3 separate regions of the Homo sapiens genome follow, and regions 1 and 3 are each linked to region 2. Evidence: chromatin contacts called from ENCODE Hi-C or POLR2A ChIA-PET data. All regions are on one chromosome and are shown on one strand. The core of a region is the stretch at or near the end of the contact, and the rest is flanking DNA. Distances in the headings are between cores, read along the strand shown. Region 1 holds the start of YLPM1 (YLP motif containing 1). Region 2 holds the start of VIPAS39 (VPS33B interacting protein, apical-basolateral polarity regulator, spe-39 homolog). Region 3 holds the start of TMED10 (transmembrane p24 trafficking protein 10).

Region 1 (4,190 bases), core at 1,287-3,786, 2.7 Mb before region 2:
TCTTAACTAATTACATCTATAACTACCTGATTTCCAAATGAGGTCACATTCTGTAGTACTGGGTGTTAGAACTTCAACATATTCAACTCATAACAGATGTGATGATAGTGGACGTCTGTACTTGATCTTAGTGGCAAAACTTTCAACTTTTCACCATTATGTGTGATGTCAGCCGGGTATGGTGGCTCACACCTGTAATCCTAGCACTTTGGGAGGCCGAAGCGGGTGGATAACTTGAGCCCAGGAGTTCAAGACAAGCCTGGCCAACATGGTGAAACCCCATGTGTATATATATATATATATTTTTTTTTCTTTGTTTTTGAGACAGAGTCTTGCTCTGTTGACCAGGCTGCAGTGCAGTGGCATGATCTCAGCTCACTGCAACCTCCGCCCCCCGGGTTCAAGCAATTCTCCTGCCTCAGCCTCCTGAGTAGCTGGGATTACAGGCATGTGCCACCACACCCAGCTAATTTTTGTATTTTTAGTGGAGATGGGGTTTCATCATGTCGGTCAGGCTGCTCTTGAACTCCTGACCTCAAGTGATCCGCCTGCCTTGGCCTCCCAAGGCTGGGGTTACAGGTGTGAGCCACCATGCCCGGCCTAAATTTATACATTTTTCAAAAGAAAATGTCAGCCCAAAATATTAAAAACACAACTAACTAGGGTTTCTGGGTTGGGTTCCTGATCTGGGTGCCGATTTCACAAGTGTGATTGGCTTGTGAAAATTTACTATGCTGTCTACTTAAGACATGTGTTAAATAAAATTTATAGCAAGTTGGGCATTAGGCCCAACAGAACAAACCAAAATGGAGTTTATTGATGTTGCCATGCCAAAATTAAAATCTTTATCTGACCATTCAATAAACCAGGAGAGAGAGAAATAATAGCCAAGTCTGCAAACAGTCCATTTTTAGCCAGCATGATAAAGAAGTCCTCTCTGCTTTAACCTTATAAGAAAAGAAACTTTGAAACAAACAATCCACTTTTAGTTTTCTGTTTCTCTCTTTTTTTTCTTTTTTGAGATGGAGTCTCGCTCTGTCACCCAGGCTGGAGTGCAGTGGCACGATCTCAGCTCACTCCAACCTCTGCCTCCTGGGTTCAAGTGATTCTCCTGCCTCAGCCTCCTGAGTAGCTGAGATTACAGGTGAGCACCACCACGCCTGGATACTTTTTGTATTTTTAGTAGGCATGGGGTTTCACCATGTTGACCAGGCTGGTCTTGATCTCCTGACCTGGTGATCTGCCTGCCTCAGCCTCCCAAAAGTGTTGGGATTACAGGAGTGAGCCCCCGCGCCCTGCCTCTGCGTTTCTTTTCTGTCTATGAAATTATCCCGATTGTTCTGCTCATTGGAACACTGTTTCTGCTTTATAGAATGAGACGTTGCCCAATTCTAGAATAGCAGGTAAAAGTTAATTAAGATCTTTAAACTAAATTTGTTGTAATTTTGTCTTTTGACATGTAATTTTCTGTATATTCGTTATACTTCAATAAAAAGTTAAAAGAAACATAACTAAATTTCTATTTGAAAACAGAAGCTCTTCCTTTTGAAGGATGCCTTGCTGCTCCACTTTCCATTCACATTCACCTCCTGAGAGAGGTGAAGATCTGGGTTGCTAAGATGGAAGAAAGGTCAATTATTTGCATGTTACTCAAGTGATGCACTGACACAATATTCTCACAGTTCTCCCTCCCCCCGCCCCCCCCCACACACCCAAAAGAATTCAGTGTATTAGCTTTGCTTTTTAGTGATTCACTCAAGCTAAAGTAAGAGTTTATGTCTGGTATTACGTTGAGAGCTTTTGGAAGATTATCTTCCAGGTTGTCTTTAGACCATCTTTGTATCTGGTTTTTGCTCTCTTTGCTTTTGCTCTGAGATTCTGCAACACCGATTTATATGTGTTGAGACAGTCTAAAAAATTCCATTTCTCCCCTTCTACAATTCCTGCAGATGTTACTCACTATATGTCTGCAGGAATTGGTGTAATCTTACACTCTGCCTTGAAAACACCTTTCCATTCTTCACAGCTTTGTTCCCAGTTGAATTTCTGGGGAGAATTGAGTTAGGTCTATTCATTTAATTTGGGAGAAACTGACATCTTTACAATTTTTCCTCTTTTCACCCAGGATCATGGTAAGCCTCTCCATTATTTGAAGTCTAATTTCATCCTACTTGGATATGCTTCTTTATGACTCTGTAGCTTTCTACATATAAGTCCTACATCTTTCTTGTTAGAGTTTTTCCTAGTTGCTTTATGTTTTTTTGTTGTTGTTGCGATTGTTGCTATTGTGAATGGAACCTTTTTTTTTTTTCATTCAAAAATGAACCCGTGGAGCGATAGGATCTCTACCACCTCTTTCGGCTGTGAGACTCTATGGTTTTTCAGTTCTATGAGAACATTCTACTGGAGCCTACATTATCTGAACCCAAAGGAAGATGGCAACCACGAGTCGCCAAGTAAAGGACCGCTCTATCTCGCCTTTGTTCTCCTCTCGGTGGTTACTGCGCAGACGTAGTCGCCCAAGTCGCGTCCCCGCCTTCCCGGTCGCGGGCCCAGCTCGGGAGCGCCGGCGCACTGGCGCGCTCCGTTTACACGCTCCGGGGCCTGTAGGCGCCGCGAGTTCCGGCTGTCGCCGTCGCCGCCGCGGCTCCTGGAGGTCGGTTGCGACGAGTAACGGCGCCAGGACGAGCCCTGCGCCTTCTTTTTCGATATGTACCCGAATTGGGGCCGGTATGGCGGGAGCAGCCACTATCCGCCGCCACCGGTCCCACCGCCGCCGCCAGTGGCGCTTCCTGAGGCCTCGCCGGGGCCCGGGTACTCGAGCTCGACGACTCCCGCGGCCCCCTCCTCCTCGGGCTTCATGAGCTTCCGCGAACAGCACTTGGCGCAGCTCCAGCAGCTGCAGCAGATGCACCAGAAGCAAATGCAGTGCGTGCTTCAGCCCCACCACCTTCCTCCGCCCCCTCTGCCGCCCCCGCCAGTGATGCCGGGGGGCGGCTACGGAGACTGGCAGCCGCCACCGCCACCGATGCCCCCGCCACCCGGGCCGGCCCTCAGCTATCAGAAGCAGCAGCAGTACAAACACCAGATGCTCCACCACCAACGAGACGGGCCTCCTGGTTTGGTTCCAATGGAGCTGGAATCCCCCCCTGAATCTCCCCCTGTGCCGCCTGGGTCCTATATGCCCCCATCTCAGTCTTACATGCCCCCACCTCAGCCGCCACCCTCTTACTACCCCCCGACCTCATCTCAGCCCTACCTGCCTCCTGCTCAGCCGTCCCCTTCGCAGTCCCCACCTTCCCAATCCTACCTGGCGCCCACCCCTTCTTACTCATCCTCCTCCTCTTCCTCGCAATCCTATTTGAGCCATTCCCAGTCCTACTTGCCCTCTTCTCAGGCATCTCCTTCCCGCCCCTCCCAGGGCCATTCTAAATCCCAACTACTAGCTCCACCACCACCGTCCGCCCCCCCTGGAAATAAGACAACTGTCCAGCAAGAGCCTTTGGAGAGTGGGGCCAAAAACAAGAGTACTGAACAGCAGCAAGCCGCCCCTGAGCCAGATCCCTCTACGATGACTCCACAGGTAAGAAAGCATCTGCCTGAACCTCATCTTTCACCTAGAGGGCCCTGAATGAGCAGGCCTCAGGGCTTTAACCAGTGGTTAGTCTAATTCCAACACACAATGACTAGCTAACACTCCAAAGGATTCCGTAAGAGTCAGAGGGCTGACAGCTCAGCTTTTTAATTAGCTAGATGTGAATTACCAAAAAAACAGCGTTTGTAGATGTGTATGGATTACATACAGTGGTGGGGTGGCTCAAAAGTTACCTCTCAGATACATTCCTTGGTTTCTTTGACCATCCTCTTAGATTTTGTTGCTGTTGCAAATAGATTTTGTTGCAGAGGGTCTTGTTTTAAAATTGTATTTTAAACGAAAGTTTCCATTTGAGAGAAAGCATGAAAAAGAGGCCTCGCCAAGGGCTGACACTTGAATGTTTGTAAACTTTATGATTAGTTAGCTTCTTTTAAAAATATTACTTAGGGGCCAGGGATAGTTGTCAGCTTCCTGAATTAAGAGGTTTCAGAAAAAGGATGGAAATCTTGTCTTACCAGGAGCATCCTAATTATGCTTATAGGTACATATACAATACATAGATGAGTCCCGAGACCCTTTTGGGGATCGATTGGTC
Region 2 (4,005 bases), core at 185-2,684:
CTGTTAAATGGGCATAACAGATGACCTACCTTAGAAATGGTTCTGAGGAGTAAACCAGTTAATACATGTAAAGTGCTTAGTGCCTGACCCAAAATTAACACTCAATAGTAACTTTTATTATTAATACATCATCCTGGTACCTTGGGAAAAGCTAAAAAAGAAAATATTTTTTAGCAATCCTAAAGATTAAAAAAAATACAAAAATTCTGAGTAGCCACAAATGCTGAAGATGTGTATAGAACATATAAATGTCTCTGGCACACATGTCAGTTCATAAATCACTCTGTCATTCGTTTGATCCTCAGAACAATCTTGTAAGGTAGGCCTGGGAGATTCCATTTCCATGTTACTCATGGGGAAAGTGAGGCACAAAAGAGTTCAGTATCAAAGCCACTTTGTTAAATGCTCCTATTTCAAATTACAATCCAGGCTTTCTGGCTCCTAGACCATTTCTAGTGTCTTGCATGGTCCTTCTACCTATTTTTCACTTTCCAGAAAACTAGAGATCATTCCTTCACTATAGTAATTATCTACAGATAGACATAGAATGTGTCTAACAAACACAATAATCTACCAGAGGATTTCTGGAATCTTTTTAACCATGCAATGGCAGTAGACAACTGCCATCAATTTGTATTTATAACGCCAAATGAGAAGCTAGGTTTACTTGGCAAGTATAGATAATGATCTAGTGGCTCTAGAGTTATAAAGTAATCAGGTACGATTGTCACTCTTAAGAGTGACAGGTGCTTCAACATGATTTAAAATACTTCAGAGGTTTGTCTTTATCGTCTCTTGTTTACTGACAGCCCACAAGGCAGGGTGAGAGACCTCAGGGGAGAACAGGAACTTTACAAAGGAAAACAGAAGAATCAGCAAGAAAACCACAACATGCTCCCTGCCTCAGAAAACTCCAAAAACCACCTACTGAGAAGTCAGACTTGGTTTCAATTATCTTCCGAGCCAGGAAGATACAGGTGAGGCTTGTGAACTGAGACCAGGGAACAAGAGTTAAGCTAGGATGACTCTACGGGTGAACGTCCAGGAAGCCATGGATCTACCGCAGTCGTCAGAGCCCAGCGGATCCCTGGCAGAGTTAAATGCTCGTTCTGAACCAAATGTCCGCTTCCGAACCAATCGCTGGTGCTCACTCGCAGCCCCAGTCCCAAGCGTACTCCAGCGCCCAAGGGTCGCCCTGACTGAAAGAAGAGAATCAGGCCTGTAGTCATAGGGTGTAGGGATGCCTCCTAGAAGAGGGGAAAAGATCAAGATGCGGAGAGGCTGGATCCAGCCAGATACGCGACCCAAGGGGCTTGGGACACCCTCACCTCTTCCGCACAGAGCCCTCCCTCTCAGGACAGCGCCAGCCTCCGCCGCCGCTGGACCAGCCCTTCTATTCAGGCTGTGCAGCTTAGAGAAGGGGGCGGAAGGGAATAATCGTAGGGCGGAGAGAAAACACGAATAACGAGACCGCAGGGCATGCTGGAAGTCGTAGTTTCTTCTGCCTCTGCTGTCAGGCGCTGTCCCGACGAACCACAAGGCTTCTTGACTACAGCCCCCAGAAACCCCAAGCACCGTGCTAGGTCATTTCCTCTCCTTTCCGCGAGACCTTCCGCGGTTATCCAGCGAGTCACGTAGCAAGACTACAATTCCCATGAGGCTCAGCAAGGGCGATTTAGGGTCCAGGGAAGCAATGAGACGTGTTCTTTGTTTTCCTATGGGTGAGGAATGGTTGTATGAGCAGTTGGGTTTCGGGACGCTTTTTGGGGAGAACCCGATGGAGTCTGAAGGATCTCTAAATCAGGCGGAACCCACGGTGCGGCGAGTTGGGACGGAAGTAACCGGTGGGAGTGGGGAGGAGCCGGAAGTTAAGGAGGGGAGGGGGTGGAGGGAAAAGCAAGCCAGGAGGTGCTTGCGGCCGCTTCTAGTAGTTTCCAGGCGCTGCCGGGCGGCTGGCACTAAGCGGTCCTGAGGCTGTGGCTACGGCTGCTCCGGAGCTGGTGGCGCCGCGATAGGAGAGCCGATGGCCAAGTGGGGTGAGGGAGACCCACGCTGGATCGTGGAGGAGCGGGCGGACGCCACCAACGTCAACAACTGGCACTGGTGAGGGCCAGAAAAGCAGGCCGGCCTTGGGAGACCTGCGGCCGGGCCAGGGTTTCAGGGTTCCTAGAACCTCGGCCCGGACAGAGCTGGGGCTGAGGTAGCCCTGTCCGGAGATGGGGGTGGGTCCTTCCTGTGGCAGGGGTCCGTAGCCCCAGGCCTCTCCACTCCGCGGTCACCTTCTCAGTGTTTGAGGGGAGGGAGATGGACGTGGAGGGCTGCGCCCCAGAGGAGGGTTGTCAGAGAGACTAGGAGATAACGCCCTGGCTGCTGCATCCAGCCCGAGCAGGGAGGTGCTTATTACACGTGGCCAGAGGAGTCACTGAGACTGGAACCTCCTTTGATTGTGTTGGGAGATAGCTGTGAAAGGCCTAAGGCCAGGGGTCTGTAATTCCTATTTTGCGGCCTGCGGTAAAATTAAAAGTCATTCATAGGGGACCGCTGCAGCGGTCCCGCGGGAGATTGAGAACGTGTTGTGCAGGTGCTCAGAGCTCAGATAGCTGCGGCCTCTCACCCGGAACTATCAGGTCGGGTGTGTTGGAACTCCAGGTTGCCGAGCAGCCGTGGTTTTATAACCTGACCGTTCTTAAAATAACTGCCCTCCTTCATGAAATCTTCCCAAAGTAATATTAGTTTCCTTATTTTTGAATTCCACTGAACTTTTTTCGTAATGTTTGTATTGTACCGTTACTTTGTTGCAGCCTTTTTTGCTGTTGTTTTCTCTAATAGTTGATAAGTAGGAAGGCAGATAGTGATGTTTCTTTTCCATATCTCACTTTGTATTCTCTCTTCTTAACATGCAGAGTACTTGACCTAATTTTTGTTGTTTGTTTTGAAGCCCTGGACTTAACGTTTTTGTGGCCATCTAGGGGACAGTGAATGTGTAGGAAGTTTATAATGCAAGTGCGAATCTGATAGGTCAGAACACCGTGCCAATGAGGTCAGGGTTATTGGTTTAATCCTTTCTGGGCCTTTTAGCTAAGTACTATTCTTTCATGGTCCAGTCTGTGTTCCTGATCTCAGCAATATGTGCAGTTTTCCACTTGGTCAAATGGGGGCGCCATGTTAAAGTATCAAGTATTCCCCCGCACCATCATGCCGAGAAAGGAGAGCATAATTTTCCATTGAGTTTATACCATTTTCTACAGCAGCTGTCTTTGTTGACAGTGTGCAACCCCTTGTCTTCCTAAAAAAGAATGACATGTTTGTGGACATACTGGAGTGCGACTGGGAGTTTTTGTGTTCTTTTCAAACTATTTGTCAGGCCTCCTTTAACCTCGTATTCTCTTGCATAGAGCAGCGTATCCTCCGTTTGACTGCTGGTTCATAGCTCTGTTTCTGCTTTGCAGGACGGAGAGAGATGCTTCAAATTGGTCCACGGATAAGCTGAAAACACTGTTCCTGGCAGTGCAGGTTCAAAATGAAGAAGGCAAGTGTGAGGTGACGGAAGTGAGTAAGCTTGATGGAGAGGCATCCATTAACAATCGCAAAGGGAAACTTATCTTCTTTTATGAATGGAGCGTCAAACTAAACTGGACAGGTAAGTCTAAGCTGGGCTGTCAGAGAGATTAACTGTGTTTTGTTTAACCTGTTAAGTAGCTGGAGAGAACAGTTTTGAGGAGTTACAGACCTTGAAGGGAGAAGGCAGATGTTGCTGCTTTGGAGTCCTATGTAAAGCAGTATCGAGTCCTGGAATTTCTTTGCCATTGTGGGATGCTAAATGGATTTCCTGTGTCTGGGTCTCATAAGTCCCATCCATGAAGTGGCCGGGCCACTGCATCTTTGGGCCTTGGTCTTTGTTGGGACACCTACGATGATATTTCTTCAGACTAGCTACATGTATCTTGTGAGTGATTTAAAAGGAGGAAGGAGAGGATTTTTTTGGTCTTGATCTTTGTGCACTGT
Region 3 (4,228 bases), core at 1,625-4,124, 2.3 Mb before region 2:
TGTTTTGTTTTGAGACCGAGTCTTGTTCTGTTGCCCAGGCTGGAGTGCAGTGGCACGGTGTCAGCTCACTGCAGCCACTGCCTCCCAGGTTCTAGTGATTCTCCTGCCTCAGCCTCCCGGGTAGCTGGGATTACAGGCACACGCCACCATGCCCAGCTAATTTTTGTATTTTTAGTAGAGACTGGATTTTAGCATGTTGCTGAGGCTGGTCTTGAACTCCTGACCTCAGGTGATCCACCCGCCTCGGCCTCCCAAAGAGTTAGGGTTACAGGCATGACCCACCAAGCCCGGCCTAAAGTCCTGCTGTTGAGGTGCCTTCAGCAGCCCTAAATTCAATGTAATTCCCATAAGGCCATGCTAAACTACAGTTCCTGTTATTTATAGAGTACTTACTAGAAGCAAGGTAACATGCTTGGCATTCTAGAAAAGATGAACCTGAAAATAGTTCCTACCCTGAGGATACTAACAGTCTAGTAAGTAGGTCAAGGCATAAACAAAAACAGTTCAGAAAATAAGTGAGTTCAGGGTACTGTCCAGGGTGGCTCCATGTAGAATGCAAAGTGGGAAGTGACCACACGTATAGCTCAGAAACAGATCATGAAGAGCACAACAAAGCATGTTGAGAAATTTAAACTATCAATAAGCAATAGTGAGCCACTGAAGGGCTTTAAAATATAAGAACAAATCAGACAGCAACACGAGATGAGAGCAAGGTCTCTTTCATTGCTGAAATTCCCTGAGTCCATGAACATCCTCTGAAGAGTTGGAAGCATGATCTCCCACCCCGGAAACACTATATCTAAGCTTCTAAAATCATGCCATCACTATTTTCCTGGGTAGAGAGTTTGATACCCAAACAGAATAATAAAATGATGGGTCACAGATTAATTGCCCTGAAAATAGTTTGTCTCTCCCAAATAAAGTAGAAATAAATTACATGTATTACCACACTACTGGGTTCCACTACTTTAACATAAGTTATGGTCTTATTATATCTGAAACCCTTTTAAAAAGTAAAAACGAGGCCAGGCGCGGTGGCTTACGGCTGTAATCCCAGCACTTTGGGAGGCCGAGGCGGGCAGATCACGAGGTCAAGAGATCAAGACCATCCTGGCCAACATGGTGAACCGTCATCTCTACTAAAATACAAAAATTAGCTGGGTGTGGTGGCTGGCGCCTGTAGTCCTAGCTACTCGGAAGGCTGAGGCAGGAGAATTGCTTGAAACCGGGAGGCAGAGGCTGCAGTGAGCCGAGATCGCGCCACAGCACTCCAGCCTGGACGACAGAGCAAGACTCCGTCTCAAAAAAAAAAAAAAAAAAAAAAAAAGTAAAAATGTTTCTATTTAGTATAACAAAAGCCCCATTGTGTTACAAAGAAAAAAAAAGACACTTTGCTTATTGTGAATGAATAAAATTACCTAAAATGCAACCAAATACTGACAGATATCAAATTATATTAATGTCTCAAAGACCAGGCCAGGCTACTCTTAGCTACAAAACAGAATCAAACTGGTATTATGGCAGTAGTTGTCACCATCCAAGAGCATAGTTGGTATTTACATAAAAGAGCCAAGTCCAGATTCTGGCATACCAAAGAAAAAGGACTAGAGACTGAGACCATTTTGTAACCAATAATCGACTTTAATCAACTACAGAAATTACAAATTTAAAACAAGGAAGGAATAAGGTTGCAGCGCTTTTCCCTCAACATACTTAACTACCAAACTAAGTAAGAATCTATTCCATCGCAAGGACAGAAAACCAAACACCGCATGTTCTCACTCATAGGTGGGAATTGAACAATGAGAACACTTGGACACAGGGTGGGGAACATCACACACCGGGGCCTGTCGTGGGGTGGGGGGAGGTGGGAGGGATAGCATTAGGAGACATACCTAATGTAAATGACGAGTTAATGGGTGCAGCACACCAACACGGCACATGTATACATATGTAACAAACCTGAAAGTTGTGCGCATGTACCCTAGAACTTAAAGTATAATAATAATTTTGAAAAAAAAAAAAGAATCTATTCCATCTGTGACACTTACTAGTTTATCCTACCTCTGAGTCTCAGTTTCCTCATTTGTAAAATGGGGCTAACAGTACCTACCTACTTCATAGGGTAGTGCATGAACCAAATGGTAATATATGCAAAGTAGCACAGTAACTGACACAGCAGATGCTCAATAAATAACATTTTATTAATCACGGTTAGCTCTGTCTCCTTTACTTTCCTGCAGGTATCGCGGTATCTTATGATGCCAATCCGTATAAATATTCAACACCCCAACATTTATTTGGAGAACCAAATTACGGTTCAATGTATCTGAGACCAAAACTGGTATAGGACGTTGACAACCGCCCCAGCTCAGGTGTCACCACATCCGCCAAAGCCTCGCAGCCCTTCTTGGGGTTCCCAGGCGTTGGTGACCCGCCCCGCCCCGCGACAGGCAACCAGCGGGGTGAGGGGGCGGGCTCCACCGCACGTCCTTTGCGCTCCCGGGAGGCCAGAACAACTCCCAGGCCTCCGCCGGCCCGACTCCCCCGAACCCGAGCCTCCCCTCGCCTAAGCCTGCCGTCTTCCCTCCCGGCCCCACGTCGCCCAATGCCGCACCTTGAGGTGGCTGCGCAGGCCGCCAGCGCCCCCAGACTGGTCGGAGATCTCGTACGCGCCAGTCACTAGCAGGTCCTTGTGAATCTCCTCACGGAGGCACTTGCGAGAGTTAATGGGCAGATGGAAGGAGATGGCAAGGACCAATCTGGGGCCGAGCAGGAACAAAAGCAGCAACGCTAACGGAAAAGGGCCGCGCCGGGCTGGTGGGCCAGACAAACCAGACATGGTGCTGGAGACTCGTTCACCACCGAAGGCCTCAACCGCGCCGGAACCGGGGGGACCCACGTGACTCACCTCTGACCTTCTGATGCCGTCCGCGCCATTTTGGAGACTGGCATGTAGAGAAAGACTCTATAGCGAATCTTTTGAAAAGGGAAGAAAGGATAGGTACCATGTCAAAACCGCAAGTTTAAGCAGTTAAAGAAGCTTTAATAGAATACTATTGCAACAGTTTTATTTTTGTTGAAGTTAGTGACTACTGAGTCGGCCATGGCAAGTATGGGCAGCCCTGGAAGTAATTCTCCTTTAATTTCCGAAAGATGTACCCACGAGTTTAAAGGCGAGTGACACCATAGCAACCAAGCCCCAATAGGAAACAGCCACAAGGCCCTTCGCTGGGCCCGCCCACCGGCCGCCTAGGCGCGAGGGCGGGGAATGAGGCTGTGTCTCCGGGGATGGGGCGGTTTGCAGGCACTCCCAAGCGCCTTTGACACCTTGATGACACCTGGGGCACTGAGACACTAGAGAGGAAAATTTCGAGGAAAGATTTCAACTTGGCTATTAGACAGTGTGGACCTTAGAGAAGAAGTTTTAGGGGTCACCTGATGAATGTGTGCCGGGCAGACATCCGGTTCATGTCCCATAGCAGGGTATTTGGGCTGGAGTAATTGTCTGGCTAACTGAATGTACATGGTATTATTATTATTATTATTATTATTATTATTATTATTATTTTAGCAAACATTGAATGTGTTCTAAGCTATATTCAAAATAAATTTGAATTTGGTATTTAAATTGAATAAAACAACATGTTTTGGTCCAGTCTCAGATGAACATAATTAAGGGGTTAGCAGATAAGCGTTGTCAGGGAAAGTGCGTATGTGTGTGTTTTAAGTTCACAAACACTTTAGGGATCAAATTAACTATTAACATTTGCAAATAGACAAGCAAATTGACACGGTAATAATTCATGCATTCATTCAATGGAGTACCTACTGTGTGCCAGACATTATGCTATGCATGTATGTCAACACGTTTATTGATTTAACAAACTATTACTGGGATACTAGCAAATATTCAGAGCTGAAGAATATATTAAAATAAACGGCCAGGCGCGGTGGCTCACACCTGTAATCCCAGCACTTTGGGAGGCTGAGGCGGGTGGATCACGAGGTCAGGAGTTCAAGACCAGCCTGGCCAAGATGGTGAAACCCCGTCTCTACTAAAAATACAAAAAAATTAGCTGGGCTTGGTGGCGGGCGCCTGTAATCCCAGCCACTCAGGAGGCTGAGGCAGAGAATTGCTTGAACCCGGGAGATGGAGGTTGCAGTGAGCTGAGATGGCGCCACTGCACTCCAGCCTGGGCGACGGAGTGAGACTTGTCTCAGAAAA

The links. A loop is a pair of places that touch in the nucleus more often than their neighbours do. ChIA-PET counts read pairs that join two places held with the same protein, here RNA polymerase II (POLR2A). Pooled maps may share reads with other maps.
Region 1: a map of CD8-positive, alpha-beta T cell shows a loop between it and region 2 (24-fold over the local background). The contact joins the promoter of YLPM1 here to the promoter of VIPAS39 in region 2. A Hi-C loop is called at or near these places in 3 of 168 maps with a recorded cell type or tissue (CD8-positive, alpha-beta T cell and naive thymus-derived CD4-positive, alpha-beta T cell) and 8 of 50 pooled maps.
Region 3: a map of B cell shows a loop between it and region 2 (29-fold over the local background). The contact joins the promoter of TMED10 here to the promoter of VIPAS39 in region 2. A Hi-C loop is called at or near these places in 2 of 168 maps with a recorded cell type or tissue (B cell and naive thymus-derived CD4-positive, alpha-beta T cell) and 6 of 50 pooled maps. POLR2A ChIA-PET finds 5 or more read pairs at or near these places in 1 of 52 experiments (activated T-cell).

What each region holds. Positions count from the first base shown.
Region 1 is chr14:74,760,780-74,764,969 of GRCh38, forward strand. YLPM1 (YLP motif containing 1) reads left to right here and starts at 2,537. Exons shown (of 21, transcript NM_019589.3): 1 at 2,537-3,583. The coding sequence starts at 2,711. RefSeq lists an enhancer at 2,245-2,584.
Region 2 is chr14:77,456,167-77,460,171 of GRCh38, forward strand. VIPAS39 (VPS33B interacting protein, apical-basolateral polarity regulator, spe-39 homolog) reads right to left here and starts at 1,435. Exons shown (of 20, transcript NM_001193315.2): 1 at 1,329-1,435. It overlaps AHSA1 (activator of HSP90 ATPase activity 1), which reads left to right and starts at 1,927. Exons shown (of 9, transcript NM_012111.3): 1 at 1,927-2,103; 2 at 3,450-3,640. The coding sequence starts at 2,024. RefSeq lists enhancers at 1,233-1,755, 1,374-1,833, 1,756-2,278, 2,004-2,183.
Region 3 is chr14:75,173,738-75,177,965 of GRCh38, forward strand. It overlaps TMED10 (transmembrane p24 trafficking protein 10), which reads right to left and starts at 2,875. Exons shown (of 5, transcript NM_006827.6): 1 at 2,618-2,875. The coding sequence starts at 2,842. RefSeq lists enhancers at 2,699-3,271, 2,786-3,025.